2 separate regions of the Mus musculus genome follow, and region 2 is linked to region 1. Evidence: chromatin loops called from intact Hi-C (ENCODE). Cell type or tissue: left cerebral cortex. All regions are shown on one strand. Links, peaks and the distances in the headings refer to the core of each region. The heading gives the core; the rest is flanking DNA.

Region 1 (11,891 bases), core at 1,229-9,228:
TGGAAGGTAGGCTTCCCACAGGGAAGAGGCTTCTCAGAGTGCTCTTGGACACTTGAAGAATTATTAAATATCCCCACTGCTCCAGCATTGAGTGGTCACTGGTGCAGGCCACTAGTAGCGTTGCTCAGCACAGCAGGCCAGGCCTGGTCAGGATGTACACTTCGGTGTTTCCACCCAGTTTGTGTGGCTCCAGATGTCCTCCTGTCTGTGTGTGCTTTTCTTACTACTCACACCAGTCGGAGGGGATGCATGTGCTAAGAAAAGAAAGGCAAAGAGGACTGAATGGAAGACATCTTTACTAGCCGGAAAGCCTGGCTTTCTCTGGGTTCTCGTGTGTCCCTCTCTAGCTCTTCAGTGGACCGAGACTCCATACTGCTGCGCAGTGCCCAGTGGCTTTCTTGTCCATGCCCGAGATTTGCAACGTGCCAATCAGAGGCTTCTGCTGTGACCCCCAGCAGGGCAGCCGCCCTGCACACCCAGCTGATGGAAGTTCTAGCTCCTTTGTTGAGGGCAGTTTGCTCTGGGTAGACAGATGCGGGGCAGGAGTGTGAGCCTCGGGGCAGGGCGCCTGTCTGCAGCCCAGAGGGATGAAGCGCTCCTCAGTCTCTCTTTCTGCTTCTTTAAGTGGCTTGCCGAATGCCCCATCGTCTCTGATTAAGTCACAGCTAATTTGTTCTCCGCAGGAGCAGTGGGAAAGTGGAGCATCTGGATCAGGGGAGCGGCAGCAGCGGGCAGAGCCATCAGGGGGCTGACGGCTGGCCTGCCCGAGCCGGCCCGCGAGGAGAGGATGGTGGTGGCTGTTGTCCTGTATTTCTAACTTTGTCTACTGGAAAGCGGCAAGCCCAAGTGCGCCCATCTGTCAGAAACCCCTTTTAGCAAAGACACCAACCCTTCCTGGAACAGAGCTCTCACGCTGTCTTGTCAGCCATCAGCAGAGAAGCGGGCCACACTCCCAGCCCACGCGCCTCTTTTTCTGAGTGCATGAGACAGAGCCTCATCTGCTGCAGCAGAGGCTCTAAGGAAACCTTTCTACCTCTTACCCCGAAGCCAAATCTACCTGGGATTGTGGAGTAGGGGTGGTTCATCTGCACTGGCAAATGAAATTAACCTCAAGCTAATTGTACCTTACTGGTTATGGATTATACCTATTTATGCAAATGGCTCTTAGGAATGTCTCTGCTGTGTGGGTTCTTCCCCAATCAGTTTGCAAAACTCTGGTGAGACCTGGAGGAACAGACAGTCTGCAGAGCCAGAAAGGGAGGCATAGAAAGCAGAAGACAGGCATCTGCAGACAGTGACAGCCAAGGGCTTCTGTGTCATGACAGTGTGGTACACTGATTCCATTTAAACCAGACACGAGAAGTCACCAAATGACTCAAAGGCAATAAACAAAACCATCACTGTACTCCTTTAAGAAAAGTAAGTGATGTCTCCATATAAGAGGATGCTGCATAAGAGCATCGCCCTGATCTAAGCCAGGCACGTGGAATATGCACACACTGTCCAGTCCTTGTGAGTCTTCCAGACAGCAGAGCTTCATCTGGGCAACTGGCTTACAGTGGCTCTGCCCCAAACCAGTCTCTAGCCTTTGACAAACACTTTAGGTATGGATACCATAGTGACACTATTCCAGAACCTTGTGTATGAGGAAGAAGTGAGACAGTTTCCCTTGGGGACCGGTGGAGAATGCCGTGGTGTGAATGCTCAGAGGAAGAGGACTGAACACCATGACAGTTACCTTGCTGCAGACGGTCTTGACCCTGTGTAATCGGTCCAGGGACTCCTGTGGGTTCCCCAGATACTGCTGCAGTTCTGCATGCAGAATACGCATCGAAAAGGGGACCATGGAGCCTAGAGTAGAAACCACAGGTAAATTAGTGAGCTTGCTATGGATGTGTGTGTTTTCTGACTGTCCAGAGGAAGGAAGCATTTACAGGGTGTCTTAGTTACAGTTTCTATTGCTGTGATGAAACACCATGATCAAAATGTAACAATTGCAATATTACATCTTCCAGTTTGTAGTTCATCACCCACGGAAGTCAGAGCAGGAACTCAAGGTAGGAACCTGGAGGCAGGCACTGATGCAGAGGCCATGGAGGAGTGCTACTTACTGGCTTGCTTCTTATATCATCCAGGACCCCCTGCCCAGGGGTGGCACGGACCCCGACAACTTGGGTCCTCCCAAATTAAGTATCAATCAAGAAAGTGCTTCACAGACTTGCCCACAGGCCAATCTGGTAGATCATTTCTCAACTAAGGCTCTCTGTCTGTATAGCTGACAAAACACTAGCCAGCACACAGGTGTTGCATTGGAAGCAAGAACAGAAGTCCTTTGATTTTTGGTTTAGCTGTAGAATACAAGCTGGTTTTCTCTGCTAAGTCATATCTTACATATCTAGCCAATTACCAAGGGAGACCAGATGTTACCACTATTGCCACAGCTCTGCAGCAACCACAGAGGTTCTCACAAATAAATTCAGTAGCAGATACCAAATGGCCACCAATGAAAGCTATACAGAGTACATTACTGTAGCAGGTCAGAGTGTGAGTGTGAGTGGAGAGGGAATATGGGGGCCTGAATAAGAATGCCCCCATAGGCTCATACATTTGAATGCTTAGTTGCCAGGGAGTGACTTTAAAGGATTACAAGAATTAGGGGGTGTGGCCTTAAAGGAAGGGTGGACTCTGATGTTTCAAAAGCTCAGTCAGCGCCCACCCCCCATTCAGGATGAGGTTCTCAGCCTACCTGCATGGCCATGGTCTTCTCCATGATGATAATGAAATAACCCTCCGAAACTGTAAGCAAGCCCCCAATTGAATGCTTTCTTTTATAAGAGTTGCCTTGGTCATGGTATCAAACATTGACTAAGGCAGTGGATTTGTATTTCCCAGCAGGGAGGGCTGCAAAGAAAGCAACTGGCTCTGGAGGTGCTCCTGGCGATGCCAGAGAAGGGGCAGATAGCTCAGTGAAGGGACCTCCCTATCCTGGGCTCAGAGAACAGGGCTCAGGAGGTGTTCCTGAGGCTGCCAGAGAGGGCCAGACATCTCAGCCAGGCCATCTCTCCATCCTGGGCTCCTGCTAGCTTGGCACAGAGTGGAGCTAGAGCAGGAGCAGGAAAAGGTGTCCTTCCTGCTCACAGGTCTGCTGGCACACTTGAGGCTTCTCCAGATTAGAGTCTTCAGGACTGCCCATCAGCACAAGGCATGTGGCTGCATTCGAAAGAGGAAACTGATGGGAACTACATAGGAGAACAGGAAGCTCTAGAACTGAGACAGGAAGAGAACAGCTGGGAAATACTGTCTGTCAGTTCCATGCTAAGCAAACGGATTTAACTTACAAGTTACGTGGCAAGTTTTAAGAACCAAGTAGAGGCCAGTCCCTGGTCACAACATGTCTCTAAAAGTGTAAACACACACTCAAGTGTAACATACTTCCCTCAGAAAGGTTACACGCCCCCTAGCAGCACCACTACCTGGGCACCAGGCATTCAAGTGCCCAGATCAAGCCACCACACTCCCCAAGTATGGACGAGCTTGCCTGTCTCAGCTGCTGGGAATTTCAGCATCCTTCAGGTTCAGTTTGGCTACCCAGTACAACAAAGCCTGGCCAGTCAAAATCTGTAAGAAGAGCCTAGTCCTCTGTGTGTGTGTGTCTCCCATGTACAGTCGGGGCCTGTCTAAAAATAGGTTGACATGAATACTGAGGAAGTATTCTCATTAGTTGTTTAGAAAATATTAAATGAGGCTGGGGTGGTGGTGGTGGTGAAGAGAGAGAGAGAGAGAGAGAGAGAGAGAGAGAGAGAGAGAGAGAACACATTAAATAAAAACAACTACTTGAAGATTATTTCAGACTGTCCCCTGCAGTGTTGAAGAGCTACACCACCATTGTGGAAAGTCAGGGAGGAATGTGCTAGAAATCTGCTGGGCCTTGGTGTGTGCACTGAAAACTGAAAGCAGAGAGCCGCATGGGTGTGACCTCCATGGGTCACTGCTGCTCTCGGAGAGAGGCAGCTCCTGGCAGCGTGGGGCAGAGGCACAGCTGGACTTGCTGCCATGTACCCAACACTATATGTATGTTCGCCACTGGCAACAGAGAGCATGTGGGGAGAGTCCCACTGTAGCTTCTTCCGTCCCTAAGGCACAGACCCACAGGTTGGTCTCAGTCTTCCTCTTTCATTTTTGTAACAGGGACACTTAACTAGATTCACTGATCCATCAGGAGACCCTGGACACCCTCTCCCCTCCCTGGTATCCTCCTCCCCATCACCGGGGTGGAAGGAGCAGGTTGGCAGCTGATGGGGATACTGATCACTCCATCAGTCTCCCTGAGATGCTCTACTGCTGAGATACCGCTGTGTGAGAGTGTTCAAGGACACATACTACTCTCAATGCTATGAAGACATCTTCCACCTAATGCTACATTGGTATGTAAACAAAAAGTACCCTAGATCAAATATTTATTATTTGATCAAATTTTTTTAGATGGAGGTAGAGTGATAAAAAATATGGACTAGGTCATCCAATCCAGGTAGTGCTCCAAGTAGCTTCTCAACTGTCGCAAGTGTCGGGGAAACAGAAAGCTGCAGGAAGCAGGAGGACACCCTTCTCGGTACTCAGGAGTTCAGGCAGAGTAATGTGAACTATAAATCTAAATCTAATGTCAGCCTAACATGTTAGCTGTGGGAGGTAAACTGACTTTGCAGTAAAGAATGAAATTCCAGATGTTTACAATATTATGCAGCCATGTCAGGTTTTGTGTGGATATAAAAGATTCAGAATTTGCCTGAGAAAGAGACCTGTGAGCTGCAGACACTGGAGGGAGCAGAGGAAGACTGAAGACTGGGTGAGAATTTCGAGGAGCAGATGGCAGCAGGGAGGACGGAAACTTAGCACTCAGTTAATTCGAGAGTCTGTACATCTGGCTCGATGATTTGAGGGTGATCTGTCCTCAGGTCTAAGTTCAGAAGTGAGTGTCTATAGCAGCATGGCAGGCGCTGCAACCCTAACCTAGCACAGACCACAGCCCATTGGGGCACCGCTGGCAGGTGCACTGAGATAATGAGAATGTGTTTTCTTTCCCGTGTGAGATCATGCACTGAAAGGGAAGGGACCATGGAAAGATAAGCAGCGCCATGGAAACCCCAAACTCGAGCCATGGCGAGTCTTTCCTTCTCACGGAGAGGGCTCTGAACAGACTGAAAGTGGTGGTGTGCGGGCATTCCAAAGACAGAAACACAGCAAATGCACACAGTTAGCTCACTGGAAATCACGACTCAGTGGCTGGTCATCAGTTACAACCGTGCCACGTGCGCAGTACCATGTGCAGTACCTTGCGCACTGCAGCGAAAGCCGGGTGTGGTGGCACACGCCTTTAATCCCAGCACTCGGGAGGCAGAGGCAGAGGCAGAGGCAGGCGGATTTTTGAGTTCGAGGCCAGCCTGGTCTACAGAGTGAGTTCCAGGACAGCCAGGGCTATACAGAGAAACCCTGTCTCGAAGGGTTTCTCGAAAAACAAAAACAAACAAAAACAAAAAAACCCAGAAGGCACCCAGAAGGTACAAGGAAGGTTCTCAAAGCCAATCAGAGAACAGGGTTGGGAAAGCGATCTTAAGTCCCTAAGAGCAGTTGTTCTGTCCTGAACATTGCAGAAAAACAGACAAAACCAAAATAATCCCTAGTGCTCGGTACATAACCTGATCCCTTTGTTTCATCCCTCCATGCCAGGGGTGGGGTGGCAGCCATCTCCTGGGGAGGGTGCGATACCCCCTGGGAGTACAGAAGTAGCAGTGGATAGCTGAGACAAATCTGGGTTTGTCATAGGGTTGTCTGACTCTGGGCCCAAAACATTTTGACGCAGAAGATTCCACAGGAATATCTGCCAAGCTAAGTGTACTTGCTGTTTCCTTTTGTTGGAGAAGGAGAAAGTGGCAAGTGGACCTGAGGGAGGGAGAACAGCAGGTCTCCACAGAGAGCAGGGCACCTGTGCAGTTGCCAACAGCTCTCTATGGCCCCTGGGGATTACTATTCATGTACCTAGAGCTATGCCACTGTCTGGGCAATAACCAGGGCAGCAGTGTGCTGTGGCTTAGTTAAGAAAATATTCCAGGGGCTGAAGAGATGGCTCAGTAGTTAAGAGCATTGACTGCTCTTCCAAAGGTCCTGAGTTCAATTCCCAGCAACCACATGGTATCACATCTGTAATGGGCTCTGATGCCCTCTTCTGGTGTGTCTGAAGACAGCAAGTGACAGGACAGTGCACTCATATACATAAAATAAATAAATCTTTAAAACAAATTGTCAGTCATAAAAGAAAGGAAGGAAGAAAGAAAGAAAGAAAGAAAGAAAGAAAGAAAGAAAGAAAGAAAGAAAGAAAGAAAGAAAGAAAGGAAGAAAGAAAGAGGGAAAGAGGGAAAGAAAGAAAATATTCCAGAAAGTTCTCTGGTACATGTCTCCATGTGCCTCTGTTTAAGTGTGTCAATTTGACACAGGCTGGAGTTATCACAGAGAAAGCAGCTTCAGTTGAGGAAATGCCACCATGAGACAGCTGTGAGGCATTCTCTCAATTAGTGATCAAGGGGGGAGGGCCCAGCCCATTGTGGGTGGTGCCATCCCTAGGCTGGTCATCTTGGGTTTTATAAGAAAGCAAACTGAGCAAATCAGGGGAAGCAAGCCAGTAGGTAACATCCCTCCACGGCCTCTCTTGCTTCCTGACCTGCTTGAGTTCCAGTCTTGACTCCCTTTGGTGATGAAAAGCAATGTGGAAGTGTAAGCTGAATAAACTCTTTCTTCTTCAACTTGCATCTTGGTCATGATTTTTTTTTTTTTTTTGGTAGGAATAGAAACCCTGACTAAAATAGCCTTAATTCCTAGTCTGATCCCAACATCACTGCCAGGATTATGATTTAGATATAGAGTACATGGGCCCACCAGGAGTTGCTGCCAAATAAAAAGGCTAGGTTGGGCCTCTGAAATCAGAGGGCCCTCCTGCAGGCCTGGAAATTATCCTTCCTAGAATGGGAGAGGCTCCCTTTAAAATTACTAACAAAGGACTAAATGCCCATACCATGGGAAGAACACCAATAAATGAGCAGCAGGAAACAAAGCCTGTGTGGGAGTGAGCCCCTGGGGAGGAGGCCCCACAGAACAGGAGTCAGGGGAAGAGTAAGACCAACAGGTGGGGCTCAGGCCCAGCAAGTCAGTCCAACCAGGCTGCTGACTTGCCGAGGGAAAAGAAACCACATCTTGCTGCTGGGAAGGAAAGGAGGGCGCAGGGCTGTTTTAACAGCAATCTGGCTAAACTGAAAACTCTGGCACAACAGGCTTTAGTAAAACCACTTTTAACTTAGACCTTGGAGAGCCCCATAGATGTTCACACAGAGAGATGTGCAACGATGCCTATGCTAGTCTTCGTAGGAACCCGGCACTGAAAAGAGGCTAAACTGCGCCTCAAATGCTCTTGAGCCAGGTGATTGGCATCCTGGGGGAGTTCAGCTGCGTCCCCTTCCAGAAGGATTGTCCCAGTTGGGCTTGCTGACTGTTTACAGCCCACCATGAAGGAAGAGGAGACCCTTCCCTGACTATCCAGCCAATCCCCACCACCTGTTCTATGAAACTTTGAGTGAATGCATCCAAGCTCAGGGAGGGTCTAGAGAATGCAGGCTAGAGAAGAGTAGAGGAGGGGGCTCCATCTATGTAGCTCGGGGAAGCCCTCATCCTGGCTGGGCAAAGGCTTCCTGTACAGCCTGATGGGCAGAGGTGCGCCTGTGCCTTGTAGGTAACCCTCACCTCTACTCTGGAACTGCAGGGTGGGATCGAGACTCTTGTGTCCTTGGGACTTTAGGAGGAAGGACAGATATTTACATCTCCTCCCAGGAAGGAATTCTAGCAACCCAGGGAAAGTGGTTTTTCCCAAACCAAGGAAGACAAGCTCCTGACACAGAGAGCAAGCATGGTCACTGAATATGTGCGGACATGTAACCCCTGGATCTGGAAGTACGGGAGCTCCTGGTTGGAACGGATTTTAGGAGGGGGTAGGACTGGTAATGGGAGTTGAATTCATGGGCCCTCAGTGCTGGGGAGGGACATGCAGCCTTGGCAGGGCAAGAGCAGTAAGTGTGGTGGGAGAGCAGGCCCAGAGGGCAGAGGGCAGAGGGCAGAGGACAGGACACTGTGAATGCTGGGGCTGTGCTGCCTGAACTCTGTCCTCCTTGCTGCTCCATGAGCAAGAAGAGAACTCTGCACAGTAGACCAAGTGGGGCTAAGGGTCAGTAGACAAAGCTAATGGGACTTGCAGAACAGCTGAACATTGGATAGAAACTGCTTAAATGTTCTAGAAATATATCAAATACAGCATTGTCCCTTTTATGAATGAAAAACAAACAAAAAAACTCAACTTCATTAGCTCCACACACAGTTCATCAAGTCTTGTTATGAATATCATGAATTGCTATAATACCCAATCTTAAATGAAATATATTAAAGCTCATTCATAAAAGTTATTTATTTGTTTGTATTACTATAACCCCCTTTTAAAAGCACATGTTAATGGTTTGCTTTGCTTATATATTGTGAGCTAAAATGAAATGAATGAATCAATTCTTACATTTATGCTTGTAATGCCACAAAATGATAAGCAGCATTAGCCAGCATCCAGCCTATCACCGTGAATGCATATTAACACTTGAGCATGCATGATATATGTCCATTTCATAATCTGAAATAGCTGCTTCATGATGCACAGCTTCTGTCTTCTCTTCATCCACATCCAGGTGCCACTTAATTTCGGGCAGGAGCAGAACATAGGCTGCACATCTGCCTGCATATCTGCCTGCTCCTCATCCTGCACACCCGCATGCTCCTCTGCCTGCACATCTGCCTGCTCCTCTGCCTGCACATCTGCCTGCTCCTCAGCCTGCACATCTGCCTGCTCCTCAGCCTGCACATCTGCCTGCTCTTCGGGTGGCACATCTGCAGGCTGGGTACCTAAATGTTCTTCAAGCTGTATTATCTGCTGGGAGATATGGCCTTAAACTGGACAGCGACAACGGACCACTCGATGCCTGGACTTAAACATGTTGCTATCTTTCAAGGAAGCTTGTTCCTTGGAAAGTCCTCACAGAGGAATGTGGTGCAGAGGCCTCTGAGTTACCGTAGGCCAGCAGGCCTGCTGAGACTGAGCAGCAGGACAGTGGTGGCCAGAAGCCCAGGGGAGCTGAGCTTTTTATCCCTCCTACAGCAAACACCTGCTTAGACTGTCCCCAACAGCTGTCCAGTGCTCAGAAGCTACTGGGATGAGATAGTAATCTTGCATCTGCAATTCTCGAGAATGTCACCAGGAATAGCACAGAGCCTTTGTGCAGCTATGTGACTATGGGTTTAGTAGCCTGGTGCCAGTGAGAGATGAGCCTCTGTGGTTCACATTCTATGCTTTGTTGGTCACAGACAAAACCCCATTGAAACTAGTTGCTAACCTTGCGGTTAAGGCAGAGTGCGGCCGAGATGGACTGAGGAAACATTTCTTATGCTTTCAGGAAAATAGCTACTCTTCTGAGAAAAATCAGTTGTCTCCTGATGATCCGAGAAATCAAGAAAAGGAGACTAGCTAGAATCCTTGTCCCCCCAGTTCCCATACACAGTGACGCCCTTAACCTGTCAGACCTTTGCATATGACAGGGGCTGTTCCTCTTCATTAACAACTTGACTAGACTGGAATCATCCAGGAGATGTAACTCTGGGTCTGTAAAGACATTTCTCAAAGTGCTGAACTGACATGGGAGGACCCACCCTAAATGTGAGCAGCACCATCGCATGGGCTGGGGCCCAGGAGTGAATTCAGAGACTGAGCGGAGCACCAGCAATCCATTCATCTCTCTGCATGCAGACTGCAGATGAGCTGTGACTGCCTCACAGCCCTCACCACCATACTTCCCGTCCATGAGGGACTGTGTTCCTTCTGAAACCGTGAATCAAAATCACCTGTCCTTCCTTAAGTTGACTTCTAGGGGACTTTAACCCAGTAATGAGGGAAGTATGGTATACTGGCTTGAATGAGAATGGCCTGAAATTCCATATGTTTGAATGTCCTCCCAAGATGGCTTTCTCCGTGTGACGCAGAGTTGAGGCCTCTATAAGGCCCTCCACCTCTGTGCTTTAGCTCTCTATTGCTGTGATAAAGCACCAGGACAAAGCAACTTATGGAAGGAAGGGGTTGATTTGTCTTATGGTTTCAGAGGGTTAGAGTCCATGATGGCGGAGCAAAGGAACAGCAGAGAGCTCACATCCTGATTCACAACCACCAGGCAGAGCAAGTGCTGGGAAGCACTGGCGGCTTTGAAACCTAGACGCCCACTTCCAGTGACACACCTCCTCCAGCAAGGCCACATATCTTAACTGTCCCCAATAAGTGCCACCCACTGGGGAGTAAGGCTTCTTATCCAAACCACTACACTTAGACAAAAGGCTCTAGACAGTTTTAATCTCCTTTTCTCCAGCCTTACTTTTTGCCCCTGTCCTAGAACAGTCCATGCTATGGCCTTGTGTTACGGTAGAGACTGTGATGCCCTCCATTGCTATAACCAAAATCTTAAAATAAATTAAGAACAGAGTCTTCCTGCAGCTGCCAACAGAAACTTCAGGAACATATGCAGTTTTGTGCGGCTGTGGCACAATGGCGGTGCTCCCTTGGAGAACACTGGGTAACAGGTTCTAGCAGGTGCTTGTCAGCTGGCCTCTAAGAGACCCAGAAAACACCAAGTCACTCCTAGTCAGTATGTTCACAAAACTGCATGAATGGTGGCTGTGCTAGGCTACTGATTTGGTTTTTCAGATTTGAAAAGGTAAAGAAAAGCCAGAGTTTCGAAGTTTGTATAAAGCACAGTAGAACACATACATTGGCATGAAGCAGCACTCACTGCCTTACCCCTGCGTCCTGGGTACACGTGTGGGTAGTATTCATAGTATAGGTCTGGTTGATCCAGATTTCCAAAGGGTTCAAACTCCATCTCAGCATTCTGGAAAAGGCCCAACTTCACCAGCAGCGCCAACCTCACAAACCAGAGCTGAAATGCAGGATAGGACACCCAAGTCAGCCCTGTCCTTGTCGTGGTGGCCTTGTGTGGGGCCCTGCCTCTATATAAGAAAGCCAGAGCTCAGGGCTACGGTTACTGCTGTCCTCCAGTTTACACAGTTCCATGCTTACAAACACACTGCTGAGCTCCACACAGCAGCGTGGGGAATTTCATTAACTGAACCTAATGCAGTAGCTCAAGGTGCGAGCCTGAGCAGCACATCAGCTAAGGAAGAGAAAACATCCCCACTTCCTGCTGGGACCGGGACCAGTGTGGACAGCAGAGAAGTGCAGGGACGGGTGGGTGGGGCACTCAGCCTGGCGGAGGATGGCCCTTCAGAATGGAAGGGCTGACTCTGAGGAGGACCTGCAAGGTCAGGGAAGGGTACGACCATAGGCTTGGAGGGTGGTCTGTGAGGTGTGAGCAAGGTGAGCACCCAAGGCTATAATGCTGATGGCCCAGCAGAGAGAGAGGACTCAGGGTAGAGTGACATCCTCACTGAAGGCTGGTCTTCCCTTACCGACAGGACAGGGGGGTAAGACAAACACAGTGTATGGGCTTTGGTGGAATACCTATCAAACTAAGAACAGAAAATCCTGTCATGAGACCACATGGGGGGCGTTATACTGACCCACAGATGGGGAGAATCCACTGAGCAATGGGGTGGAAGGAAGCTGCCATGGTCAGGACAGTGAGAGGACTGTATCTGAGAAGAGCACACTGGTCAGGACTTTACAAACAAGAGTAGAGGCATGAAAGGATGCTAGACACCATTCCCCCGAGTGTGACTCTAGACACAGGGGCAGGAGGCAGGAGGGCAGCGGG
Region 2 (11,891 bases), core at 2,307-10,306, 70 kb after region 1:
CCCTGTATGCCCTGTGTGCTCTATGTGCCCTGTGTGTTCTGTATGCTCTGTGTGCCCTTTATGCTCTGTGTGCCTTGTGTGTTCTGTGTGCCTGTGTGTTCTGTGTGCCCTGTATGCTCTGTGTGCCCTGTGTGTTCTGTGTGCCCTGTATGCTCTGTGTACTCTGTGTGCTCTGTGTGCCCTGTATGCTCTGTGTGCCCTGTGTGTTCTGTGTGCCCTGTATGCCCTGTATGCTTTGTGTGCTCTCTGTGTGCCCTGTGTACCCTATGAGCATGGCACTTCCAAATGTGCATTTGTGAAAGGGGACTGGCTGTGCGCAGCCGGTCTGTTTCCTCTGAGGATGGGGTTTGTTCATCATGGCTTTCATGGTGTCTGTTGTTGCACAGCTGTGTGCATAGTCACCAGCTTTTCCCTTGGTGTCTTTTCTTTAGGAGTGTCTTATTTCAGTTATCACTGCTGTTATCCCAGAGAGTTTATGCTTTGCACAAATATGAGACTTTATTGCTATAATGTAGCTGATGTCGTATTCTGCATGTTTTTCTTTCTACCAATAAATCCCTTGTAATATGTAAATAAATGTCTTCTAAAAAGTAATTTTATAATTTTTTTCCAGAGCAGTATGTTCGGGATTTTGGCCCTTCTGAATTTGTTGTTCCAAGAAAACAGCATTTGGCACAATGGCCCAGGCCTCCATTATTTGCTTCTGGGGTGTACGTTTTGTAAATTCACATTGTGTTTCTTACTGTTTTTTGTTTGTTTGTTTGTTTTTTTGTCCTGTGGAGTTGAGCTGTAACTGTCACTTTCATGTTTTGTTTATAGTAACTTTTACTATTGGCCTTCAGAGGTCATGAGTTCAAAGGCACTAAACGTGTGTCTTTTATATCTTTAGAATGGAATAAAGTTCTAGGGACGCAAGTATTGTCCAGAGAGGCCTAATCATTCCCTTTCTGTGTGTCCACCTCGGCACTTGTACCCCAGTGACCTTGGCTGAGTGTGGCTTTCAAGCTTGAGGATTCGGTGTCGCATGAGACCTGAGTCTTTTGAGTAACAGCCAGGGAGAATGTGGACTGCAGCATTTTTTTAAGTGCTATTGTTTTTTACCATTTAGTCGTGGGGAGGACTTGACTTGCATCTGCCTGGCCACTGCTACTTGGACAGTGGATGTTGACCCAGAGCACAGAGTGTTCTTAGCATTCTGTTTTATGTGAGCCAGAGCCTCGGATACTAAGTATGCTCCTCGCAAAGGCCTCTGGGTCCCATTTGTGTCATTTCTCTGTCCTCGTTGACTTTCTGCAGCACCTCCAAATTCAGAATCATCTGGATGTGTAATTAATGTGCTGTTTACTGCTCCTTCCAGATCACTAATGAAGATGTTAAATAAGGCCTGGTCCCATAGCACCCCGGACGCCCCTCAAAGCTCGGTGTTCTGCCATTTGTCAGTGTGCTTTGTTTATAGTCCTTCCTCCTGGTCTCAGCCCATGGGGGTGCTTTGACAAAACCCAATCTGAATTAATTTTTCCAGTAAGACCATAAAAAACACTGTGTCTGTTTCCTCCAGTTTCCTGCCTCCACTCCAGATGGGTCATTTACTGTGCTCGCCCACAGCCTGGTACTTGCTCTCTGTCCTTGGCCCTCACCTCTCCCGAAGCATCTGCAGTTCCGCTTTGGAGATACAGAGTAGGAGCATGCAATCTCCCTGGCTTTTGGAGGCCTGGACTCTGCATTAGGAAGGTGGCCTTGAGGTGGTCCCTTGCCCCTAGTATTGTGTACCCTTTCACAAAGGTGCCGAGGCTCTGTGCTCGTCCTCTCTGCTGTGCAGCAGCCCTCCTTGGATGGGGTTAAAAACAACAGAGGCTTACTCCCTGATGGGTCTGCAGGCTGGAAGTCCAAGAGGACAGTCTAGCAGTTCATGTCTCTCATGGCCTTCTCTGTGGCTTGTGTATTCAGCGGTCTTGTCTCTGTATTCTCTTCTGCCTGTCTTTTATAAGGACACCAGTCATGTTAGGTCACCGCCCGACCCTTATTGAACCTTAATTCTTTCCTAGGAGCCTGTTTCCATACGTGGTCTCCTGGGACTTGGGGCTTTAACATATGTACATCTGTAACAGTCATGATGTCTTTTTTCTTTGTTATTTATGGAGCGGTTTGGGTAGGGCCTTCTGCTGCCATTAGGTTCTCACAGCAGCTGTGAGGCAACCTGTCTCTCAACATTTCTGCATTCTTGGGGTTCCAAGAGCCATACCCCATGTAGAGCACATGTGGGCCCCCAGGTTGCACGCCTCTGCTTTGTGTTTCTAACTAGAAGTGGCATCCTGCAGGCATTTTGAGCTGCTTACTGTTGGGTGTCCCTTGGGTATGGCATGGTGTTGTGACCAGAAGAGGTCGAGCCTCCTTTGTAAAGTAGATTCCAGAGTGAAGGAGCCTGGCTGAGCAGCCAGTGTCTGCTGTAGAGCTTCCTCTGTGGGCTTGGCTTGAAGTTATTTCTGTTCTAGCTCTTGAGGGAGAAAACAATTATTAAAAGACTTTCCTGTGAAAAGGAAACCCCAATTAAGACAGAAAAGCTTGAAACTGAAGAGCAGGTAGCTTGAGGAAGGAGATCTCTGTTCATGAACCATGCATGCCTCGGCCATGAGAAGTAAGATTCAGTCCAGAGCATCAGACGTTGCAAGAAGGTGGGATGTTCTCTGAGAAACATGTTGCTTGGGCTGTCTTTCTGCACAAAGGGCATAGAGCTTATGTACACAGAGCTGGGTGGTGAGGGTCATCACTCCTAAAACAAAGAGAGACCTCATAATACCAAGGGGGCAAGTCTGTTGCTGTTAGGACACTGCATTCTGATTTGGAGTTTTGTTTAGTTTAGTTTTGATTGTGTTTGTTTGGGACAGGATCTCCATAGGCATTTCACGGTGATCTGGAACAGTCTCACTAATACAGCCCTGGCTGAAGCCAAATGCTTTCAAAGTCAGGATTTTCTTGCTTCAGCCTCCTGAGTGCTGGAATTACAGGTATATAAAAACAAAACCAAAAACCCCACGGCTCGAAAGGTGACTCTGACTTTTAAGAAAAAAATAAAAGAAAAGAAGGAATACACTAAAAAATAATAGTAGAAATCTAGTAAGTACAGAATCTAATACCATAATTGATGGTTATCCAGTACTGTGCACTATACACGAGTTTATGTGCTGTGACTTTTATAGACTGGCATTTCAATGGCTTCATTCACATCAGTACCACTGCAAATTTGTCATATATTTTGTTGTGACATTATGGTGGCAACAGTAATCACTAGGTGGCAGAAACTCTTCAGTTCTATTATAAACTTATGGGACCACTTTTATATTCAGAGTACATTGTTGGCTGGATCATGCATTTGACTCATGACTTTGTTCATGAGTATGAAAAATCAGGTGTAATTGTCATCTGTGAGTTCACATTGTGCTTGGCCTCATTCGTCGTTTGAAGTGTGTTGAGGGTGGGGTGGGAGTGATGGGAGTGATGATGTAAATGGTGGTTATGGGGTGGGGGTGAGATGGTGAGGGCCAGGTAGAGTCATAGTTCTGATGATGGCGGGATAATGTGAGGATGGTGGTGGTAGTTGGGATGCTGGTGATGGTGGATTACTGGTGTTTGTAGGGATGGTGGTGGTGGTGATGTTGGCAGGGGTAGAGTTAAGGATGGTGGGAGGTGATGGTGGTGGTGAAGACATGGGGATGGTGAGAAATGATGCGGAGGTGTATACATTTCTGTTCGTATGCTCTGTGTCATACAGCTGGAAGGGCTGTGTGGACGTGGTTGGGTAACTTGCCAGGGAAGTTGTGAGTGAGTGATGGACTTTGCACTGGTCCTGTGGATAAAAGGAGGTTGACTGGCAGTTTGGTGAGCACCTCAGGTTGAGCCTCCAGGCAGTCTAAGGCAAGGTAGTGTGAAGGAAGCTAGGTAGGCAATGCAGGGTTGGAGCTTTCACAGTGTGAGACTGGGCATGATAAGGTGAGCCAGGGCAGGCATTATGGGTGTTGGAGGTCATCAGAGTGACCTCATCAGAACACACAGCTAGGGTCTTTGGGATCAGGCTTGTTTCCAGGGTACTGGTTAGGGTCAGGAAAGGTTCAGGAATAGAAACAGCAGCAGGCCCAAGGCAACCGAGACAAGCCCCCAGACTGAAGCTAAGGTTGCCTAGGCTTTCTCCTCAGGCTCTTCTGCCTGTCACTCTGGACCCTTGTCTCAGCAGACAAAGTGGCGGGAGTAGAAGAGGCAATGCTGTGAAGCTAGGGAACCTCAGCAGCTGGACTTCAGGAAGAGTAAAGATGGGCTATGTCCTTAAAATTAACAGAGAACCCTGGCAGCTGGTCGGTAAATTAGAGGCTTTAAAGTCTGCAAACGACGACTTTCTGAGCTCCATCCATGGTTGCAGAAGGGCAAATGGCAGCAGATATGAGTGAGGGTGGCCAGCATACATCTCCTGCCTTATGCTTGGGCAAGATCGTCCTACATGAGGACTAGCATGAATTTTTCAGCAGAGGAAGGTGAAATGTCAGGAAGAGCGTAGATCATGTCAGCACTACATCCTCGGGAAATTAGAACCACAGGAGCTGACAGCACGAGGCACAGATGAAATACTGACTGTGTTCAGTGCTCCTGCTGGGGCCTCCTGGGCTGGTGGAGAGGGATTGTATGCACCAGGGATAGGCAGCATGCCCTCCTAGGAGCTGTGGCTAGGGACCGCTCAGGCTCTTGCTGTGGCACCTGATAATTGAGACCCTAGGGTTTTACATGCTAGCAAGGTCTGCCTTTTTCTCATCTCCTCATCCCACCAAGAGCACATTATCTCCCATTTCCTTCCAAGGCCCTGGCTTGACCCCCTTGGCACTCACCTGAAATCAAGGCACACACCAGATCAGTGTGATCAAGCCTAAGTCCTTGGTGCACATCAGAGGTGGTGAAAGAGGGAGGCAAATATAAGGTTTACTCTGGCTTGTTGGCTCTCTGTACCCCAGGCAGGGGGTTGGCCCTCCCTCAGATGGCTCATCTACAGTGGGCTTGTGTAGACCCCAGGCTCTGGCTTGCAAGGACCACACCATCCCTCCCTCTATAACCTTACCTCTGGCCCCTTCCTTCCGTCACCTCCCTCCATAGAGCTCCAAAGTTCTCAGGCTCATATTGTACGGATTATTGCTGAAAGCGAAAAGTATATTCAACATCAGGCTTTTGTAAGATCCCCAAATTGGCGTTCTATAAAATTGTGGTGAGGCTGACAGCAGCCAGACTGACTGAGACTCTCTTCATAGCATTTCACAAGGGGAGGAGCTGGGTCATAGGGCCTGTATCCCTTGCTGTGGACCCTCAGAGCCTCCCTTCTACCTCACTTTTGGCTATTAAGGCTGTCCTACTTTCTGTTCATTGTGCTATGGGTACAGCCACGTTGGAACAGCTGTTGGCCAACCAGTGTGAAGTCCTGGCCTCCCTTGAAATTGTGTGGGGAAGGCAGGCAGTAGACAGCTAGCTGTTCACCAGAGTAACCTTGGTGCAGGGGCATGGTGGTGTGCCAAGGCCCGGGAATCCCCCTAGTGGCTATCACGATGAGTACAGAAGGCTTCCAGGGAGTGCCAGTGGGAAGGTGGGTGGTGTGGTAAAGCTGATGCTGAATTTGGAGCAGCAGCTTGAAGCTGTGTAGCCTGCAGGTCACCTTGTCATGCATGTGAAGTTCACTGTGTGACTGGCTTGGAAGACAGTCTTCTACAAACAACTCAGGAGGAAGAGTCGACAATCTAGTTTCAAATTCTGTTTTCTGTTTTTAAAATCAGCACTCTGTCTGCTTTAGGGTGGCATGTGTGTGCTTTGCCACCAGTGTAGAAGTCGGCAAGCAGGGCTTGGGATCTTTCTCCTAGGTACTGCCAGGGATGCCCTCATCGCGCTAGAGCTAGGAGTTCAGGAAGTGATTTCTCTTGCTGTGTACTGAGAGGCTTTCAAATGGCTTGGAAACCTCAGGCCGCCCAGGGAGTATTCTGTATGCAGTGTCTTGAGTTCATTGCGCTCTGGAGAGTTTGCTACAGTGTGTGCAGGCTCAGGAGCCCCATTAAAAAGTCTCCTACATTCTGCCTCACTGCGTCTGGCAGCTCCCTCTACCCAAGTCTTCCTGTGGTCCTGTCACGTCCTAATTAATGCGCAGCCCCACCTCCTGGCCTCTTGACCCATTTGTTCCCATTCCCTTGTGTTCTAATGAAAACACCTGCCACAGCTGAGGCCCAGGGTAATATAAATGGTGGAATCAAACATCGGGGGATACATGATTAGTCCTCCCTTGACTCTGTGACTGTTTCTATATTGCACCTTTCAGTTTGTCACCTGAGCCAACATTTAGTCAGTCTGAATTGGGAGGAAGAATTTTGATCTAACTGTTAGACCAGTGTTGCAAGACCAGGTGTATCTTCTCAAAGTTGTTTTGTTTCTAACACAGTTCTGGTCTGTTAGGCAGGTGATAGTCCTGGCCCCTTTTCAGTTCCCAACAATTACCCTCCACTTGCTGATCAGCCTGACCTCCCTGGAAGGAGGGAAAGGGTCTCAGGTTTCACAGCCTGGATTGGGAGGTCCCAGCATTCATACAGATCCCGTGGCTTGTTCATGGGTGAAGCTCTGTGCTTGTTAATGAGAGGAGGATGGGAAAAGAGATGGGTGTCTGTTGTCATATACCTTATCTCATGGAAACTGAGTCTCAAACTCCAGAGGGTTCATAGGCACCTCAGGGCTCCCTAGACTATCCTAAGCAGACTTGGTGGCCCTAGCCTCCTAAATGAGAGCAGGCCTCAGTGTTTTTCCTCTTCCTAAGACAGACTTATTTCTTTTTCTTCTTCCTTCCTTCGTTACTTCCTTCCTTCCTCCTTCCCTCCCTCCCCTCCCTCCTTACTTCCCTCTCCTCCCACCTTCCTTCCTTCCTTCCTTCCTTCCTTTCTTTTTTTTTTTTTTGGTGGAAATTGGTAATGGCAAGAAAGAATTTGGATGGGATCACTGGAGCCCATTCAGTGTGATTTCTAGGGGCTAGTTAGAAAATGGCATGTAAGAGTGTCTGGGGGTGGGAACAGAGACATGCAAGGCCTCGGGGTCAGAGGGAGAGGGGGAGGGGGAGGGGAGCGGGAGAGGGAAAGGGGAGAGACCGTCCTATGAGGCTCTCAAGCCCTTTTAGGAACGAATTATAACAAAGCCTATGAGAGTGAGTGAGTGTACATTGATTCAGGGGGTGGCAGGTGGTAGGTGCCTATGTAGGGAGGCCTGATGAGGATCAGAGGTTGGCCACACACTGCCTATGGGTAGTAAGAAATGCACCTGCTGGGGGAAAGCCGTTGTTTTAACAGACCTTTGGTGTCCTAAAAAGACAGTGGTAACCCAGGGCTTATGGGAACATTGAAAGGTAAAAAGCTTTGGTTGAGGTTTCACATGGTTGAACTGCAAATGGCAGGAATTTGCTGTGCTTCTGACCTGAAATAGAGGGGACCTAGTTCTTACAGTCTTCGTGCAATGATCTGGCCAGATCCACCAGTTCACTGGCCCTGTGCCCTACTGCCTGGCTTATTGAGTATCGTGTGGCTTCGAAGTTATGTTGAAGAGTGTGTTGGAAACTGAGTGGTCTGAACTATTCATTGTGTTTGTCGTCCTAGGCTCTGGATGCTTTGGCAGTTGGTCTAGATTGCTGGACGCAGATTGGTGGTGCTGAGCCTAGAACAGTCTTTTGTTTCTATTGCCCGGGCCATTCCTCTACCTGTGCTGTTAGGATGAATACTGCTAGGTTGGGATGACATGTTATGGATGGATAAGATTGCCTGTCCTTCATGATTTGATCACATCTAAGAAGTAGTACCAGAATAGTACATGGCTGTGTATTCAGGTGTGCGTGTGCACCTGTGAGCATGTGTCTCATATGTATGTATGTATGTATGTATGTATGTAATGTATGCATGTATCCCCTGGGTAGAGCCCCACTGACGTGCCAGTGCTCTGGGTGGATGCTCACAGTATCTTTCGGTGTTTTCGCTGCAGTGACAGAGCTGAGGCACAGCTGTAGTGGATAAATAGTTGCTACCAGCTGCATTGAGAAGTGTTTGCTGTACCTGGACAAGCAGGGGAACCTATGTTTTCCATGTAGCAAGGTTAACTGAAGTTGGTTGGACCTAGTAATGTAGTAGGCACAAGTATCCCACACCTACCTCAGATACAGAAGGGACTGCACCCTTCAGTCGTTGTTGGGGGCTGGGCACTGAGATTTCTCAGACACCTACTGTTCACTGAGCTCCGCTGTGCTGCCTCATAGTAAGTGTGTGACATGAACAGTGCTGTCTCATTCTCATGTGGTTGAGAAGCCTGACTCCATGTGGAGCTGACATCTAAGCGCTAAGTCTTCTCCTGCAGCATGTTAAGAGGGTCACACAGCCCCCTTCCCAGCCCTGCTCTCACTCATTAGCTCACATGTCCTGGACACGGGCAGGCACAGAGTAGAGGTTAGGATGCACACAGGCCTCAGGGCAGTTGTGGCTGACTGTCAGGCTGTGAAGCAGGGCTTCTCTGTGTTCCAGTCCACGCTGGCCTCTGATGTTAGTATAGGAGGCTGGCTCCGATCTACATACGACCTTTTCTTCCCAGTGTGTTCTGTTCAGTGCTGCCCTTTACCAGTGCATCCCAAGTCTACCTGGAGTCGCGCTCTGTCCATTGACCTCTTTCCTTCTGGACCATCCGATGGTCCTGGTAGTGTGGGAGAAACATGTGGAGGGCGGGGGTGATGCAAGGATGTTGCTGGGTTAGCCTTCGGCAGACATGTCAGTCCACAGTGCTGGGGTATGATGACTCCTCAGAGGACGCTCTTCGGGGGCGTGAAGGGAATGTAGAGGGCCCCCGGGAAAGGCAGTGACGTGTTATGTGGGAGAGGAGTGTGGCTCCTTTGAGCTGGAAAGCCAGCCGGTGCTTCAGGTGGACATTTGGTATGACTGGTTTAAAATAACTCGTTTAAACAAGACAGTAAACAAATGTGGAAACTCAGCTTATTTTATTCCAACTAATAATTTTGTCTTCTAGATCAAGCCAATAATGTGATGTCTATTTTGTACTTTGGTTTTTTTGTGGGGGGGTGTGGCAAAATATTCCCTTCTCTGTCTTAAACGTTAAGATTTTCTGAGTACTAGAATCTATTACATTGGCATTGTTTTCTTCTGCTCAATGCTCTGTGGAGGGACTGAGGGCTCTTGCCTGGCTGTTTCCAATTCATTACAGGACTGCTAGAATCAGAGAAAGTACAAGTGTTAGTCATCTTTGGATTTGGGTGACAATTCTAACCTGAGGCTCAATACTCTGGGGGACATTTCTTAGCCTCTGTAAGAAACACATATATACAGAAAGCTTTATATACAGAAAGCGTAGGAAGTAGAAGGATATGAGTCAGGGTTAGGCTGCTGTCCCTCACAGACTGCTCAATGAAGTAGATCCAGAAGGCACCGGATTCTTATGTTTACTATAAGTTAAAGAGATGAACCTTTAACAGAAACGTACAAGTAACCATCTGCTTGCTGGACGGGTCTTGCTCACAGGCATCCTGTGGACCCTATGTGCTGGCTTCATCTCGATCGGAATACTTCCCAGGTAGTTCTACATACTGGCAGAGTGGCCTTTCCCAGTGTTGCTAGCACATAGCTGGAAGGGACAAGTCTTGATGTAAGGCATCCTTTCAAAGTCCAGGAGTGGGGCTGCAGGACAATATGAGCTTCAAGGCCCAAGTGTAGCCCACGGTCACCTCTGGGTCAGCAGGAGAGCACTGGGTGGTATTGCCTGAGGGCACGTGGCTCTGTCTAGCTTTATTGTATTCGGTAAACAGTTGTGTCTTTGATGATAACTCCTGTTCTAGAAGAATCAGGATCTACAGATTTGTTACACAGATTACAGAAAGAACACAGGCAAGATCCTGGACCACTCTTTTACGGACTCATTGTATCACTCTATGTGTATTTTATGTTTGTTTCTTACTAAAGATGAATAGATGGAAAATTCTGGTTGCTTTTAAAACCATTATCTTAGGAGCCATGCATTGCATTTAGACAAAGGATTTTTGAAATATCTGGCATCACTTTTGAAATGTGGTTCGATCTACATCATAATGCATTCAGCACCTAGCACATCCTAGATGACTTTTGAAGCAGACAGCATAGGAGCTATAGATATTCTGTGCCCAGCACACGGGTACACAAGAAGCATTCAGGTATGTAATGAACTTTTAAATAGTCATATAGTACAGCATCCCATTTTGCACTGGTGTGGATTCTAATTATAAAAACCTGAGCTCTTGTCCTCTAAGTGTGTGTAGTGATGCTAGGTGGGGCCGTGGCTCTGCTCTACGCTCTCATCCCATCCTGCATTGTTTGTGAGGACTGGCATTTGAGGTATGAGCTGTGCTCATTAGGTGGGCTCTGGCTTTTCAGTGTCCAGTACATATCCTCATCACTCTGCCAGAGGAAGGTCCTCTCCGAAGTGTGAGCAGAACTTACCCTGCTCACCCCTGGTCCATAACAGTCTCCTGCACAGCTGTAGGAGCACAGCTACACCCAGGAATACGCAGAACTTGCTGTCAGGGGACCTTGTGGGTTAGACCAGCGCTCCTCCAACTTCCCACTTACAACCTTTTCACATGAGCCTGGATATGTAAGACAAACATATAAATCAAACAGTTGTAGGTATTAAATTAAAACTTTATTATACACAGTTTTTTTGGTATACATACTGTTTTTCCATTTATTAAAGATTCAATTTACATATTAATGAGTGTGTTTATTTTTACAATGAATTCATCTTGGCTGCATCTTATTTATCACAAGCCAAAACTTTATCCACATTGCAATTAAAGTACTTAATAGAAAGTCAGGCAGACAGATTTTTGTGAGTGAAAGCTAGCCTGGGTCTGTGTATCAAATGTCAAGTCAGCCTGGGATATATGGAAAGACCCTGCCTCAAAAAAGAAAAAAATTCCTTAGCAGAAAGAGGAAGGTGGTAGAGGCCAGTGTACAGAGTGCCACCTTTTCTTTCTGGCTTCTAGGAGGCTGCAGTAGTCCTGCCATTGTACCAGGGCCTCTGCCAGCAGTGTTTCCCTTTCTTTCTTAGGTAGTTTCCAGTCACCAGACCGCTGGGCTTGGCCATACCAGCACTCAGATCTACAAGGTTACCCCCAACTACAGTTGCATTGTAGCCAGCTGAATATTTAACACTGTAGGCTGTGGAGCATCTTCAGTTCTTCAGAGATGATGGTCCTCTGACTTTGTGCTGAGCAAGCAGTCACAAGCAAGGATGTGAGTCTGGAAGGCAGGTGCTGGAGGGCTCAGGCTCCTGTGTTTCCCTCCATACAGGGAGTCTGCACAGATACACGTGGAGTTCGAGGAAAGGAAGACTTGATTAAGAGTTGCAAAAGGCCTGGGCATATTCCGTGTCTCTCCTGTGGTCTGGCTTCAGAAGGGAGGGAAGGTGCAAAAGGAGTTCTTTCATGCACAGAGTTGCCACCTCTCCCTCCCAGGACTGTGTAACTTTTGGAGTTTGCTGTCGTAGTGAGTGAAGTGGGGCGTGAGGCTCTGCCTTTCACATGCCAATCCCTGGAACTTGCCCCTCCTTTTGTTGTCCTTTTGCAGAAGGTCTTTATTTTTACATGTGTGTGTACATATGCATGTGGTCAGAGGCCAGATGTCAGATCCCCGGAGCTGGAGTTACAGGCAGTTATGAGCCACCTGATATGCTGCTGGGCCTTTGACTCTGCTCTGCTTCAAGAACACTATTTGCTCCTGATCACTGGTCCATCTTCCTAGCCTCTCTGTTTCTATTTTCCTGCCTCATTTTAAGCTCCACTTTGTATAATTACATAGTGCAAGTATGTTTGG

The links. Hi-C counts contacts between places; a loop is a spot of excess contacts. Peaks named below come from ENCODE experiments on the same cell type or tissue, not always from the same donor. Only the 100,000 strongest peaks of a DNase experiment are listed, where the experiment ranks them.
Region 2: it touches region 1 in a loop (2.1-fold over the local background); 3 of 42 quality-filtered maps call a loop at or near these places.

What each region holds. Positions count from the first base shown.
Region 1 is chr12:28,710,134-28,722,024 of GRCm38, forward strand. Trappc12 (trafficking protein particle complex 12) reads right to left here. Exons shown (of 12, transcript NM_178811.5): 5 at 10,919-11,057; 6 at 1,739-1,851. Among named protein-coding and RNA genes, the nearest start is that of Gm31269, 25 kb to the right of the region's middle. In left cerebral cortex, for the core only: CTCF peaks have their summits at 4,820 and 6,229 (motif pointing left); DNase peaks (open chromatin) are centred at 4,894 and 5,207; H3K27ac peaks cover 5,106 bases.
Region 2 is chr12:28,778,968-28,790,858 of GRCm38, forward strand. All of the region lies in intron 3 of Eipr1 (EARP complex and GARP complex interacting protein 1), which reads left to right. Among named protein-coding and RNA genes, the nearest start is that of Gm46345, 18 kb to the left of the region's middle. In left cerebral cortex, for the core only: a CTCF peak has its summit at 5,550 (motif pointing left); DNase peaks (open chromatin) are centred at 3,721, 5,609, 8,332, 8,835 and 1 more place; H3K27ac peaks cover 2,007 bases.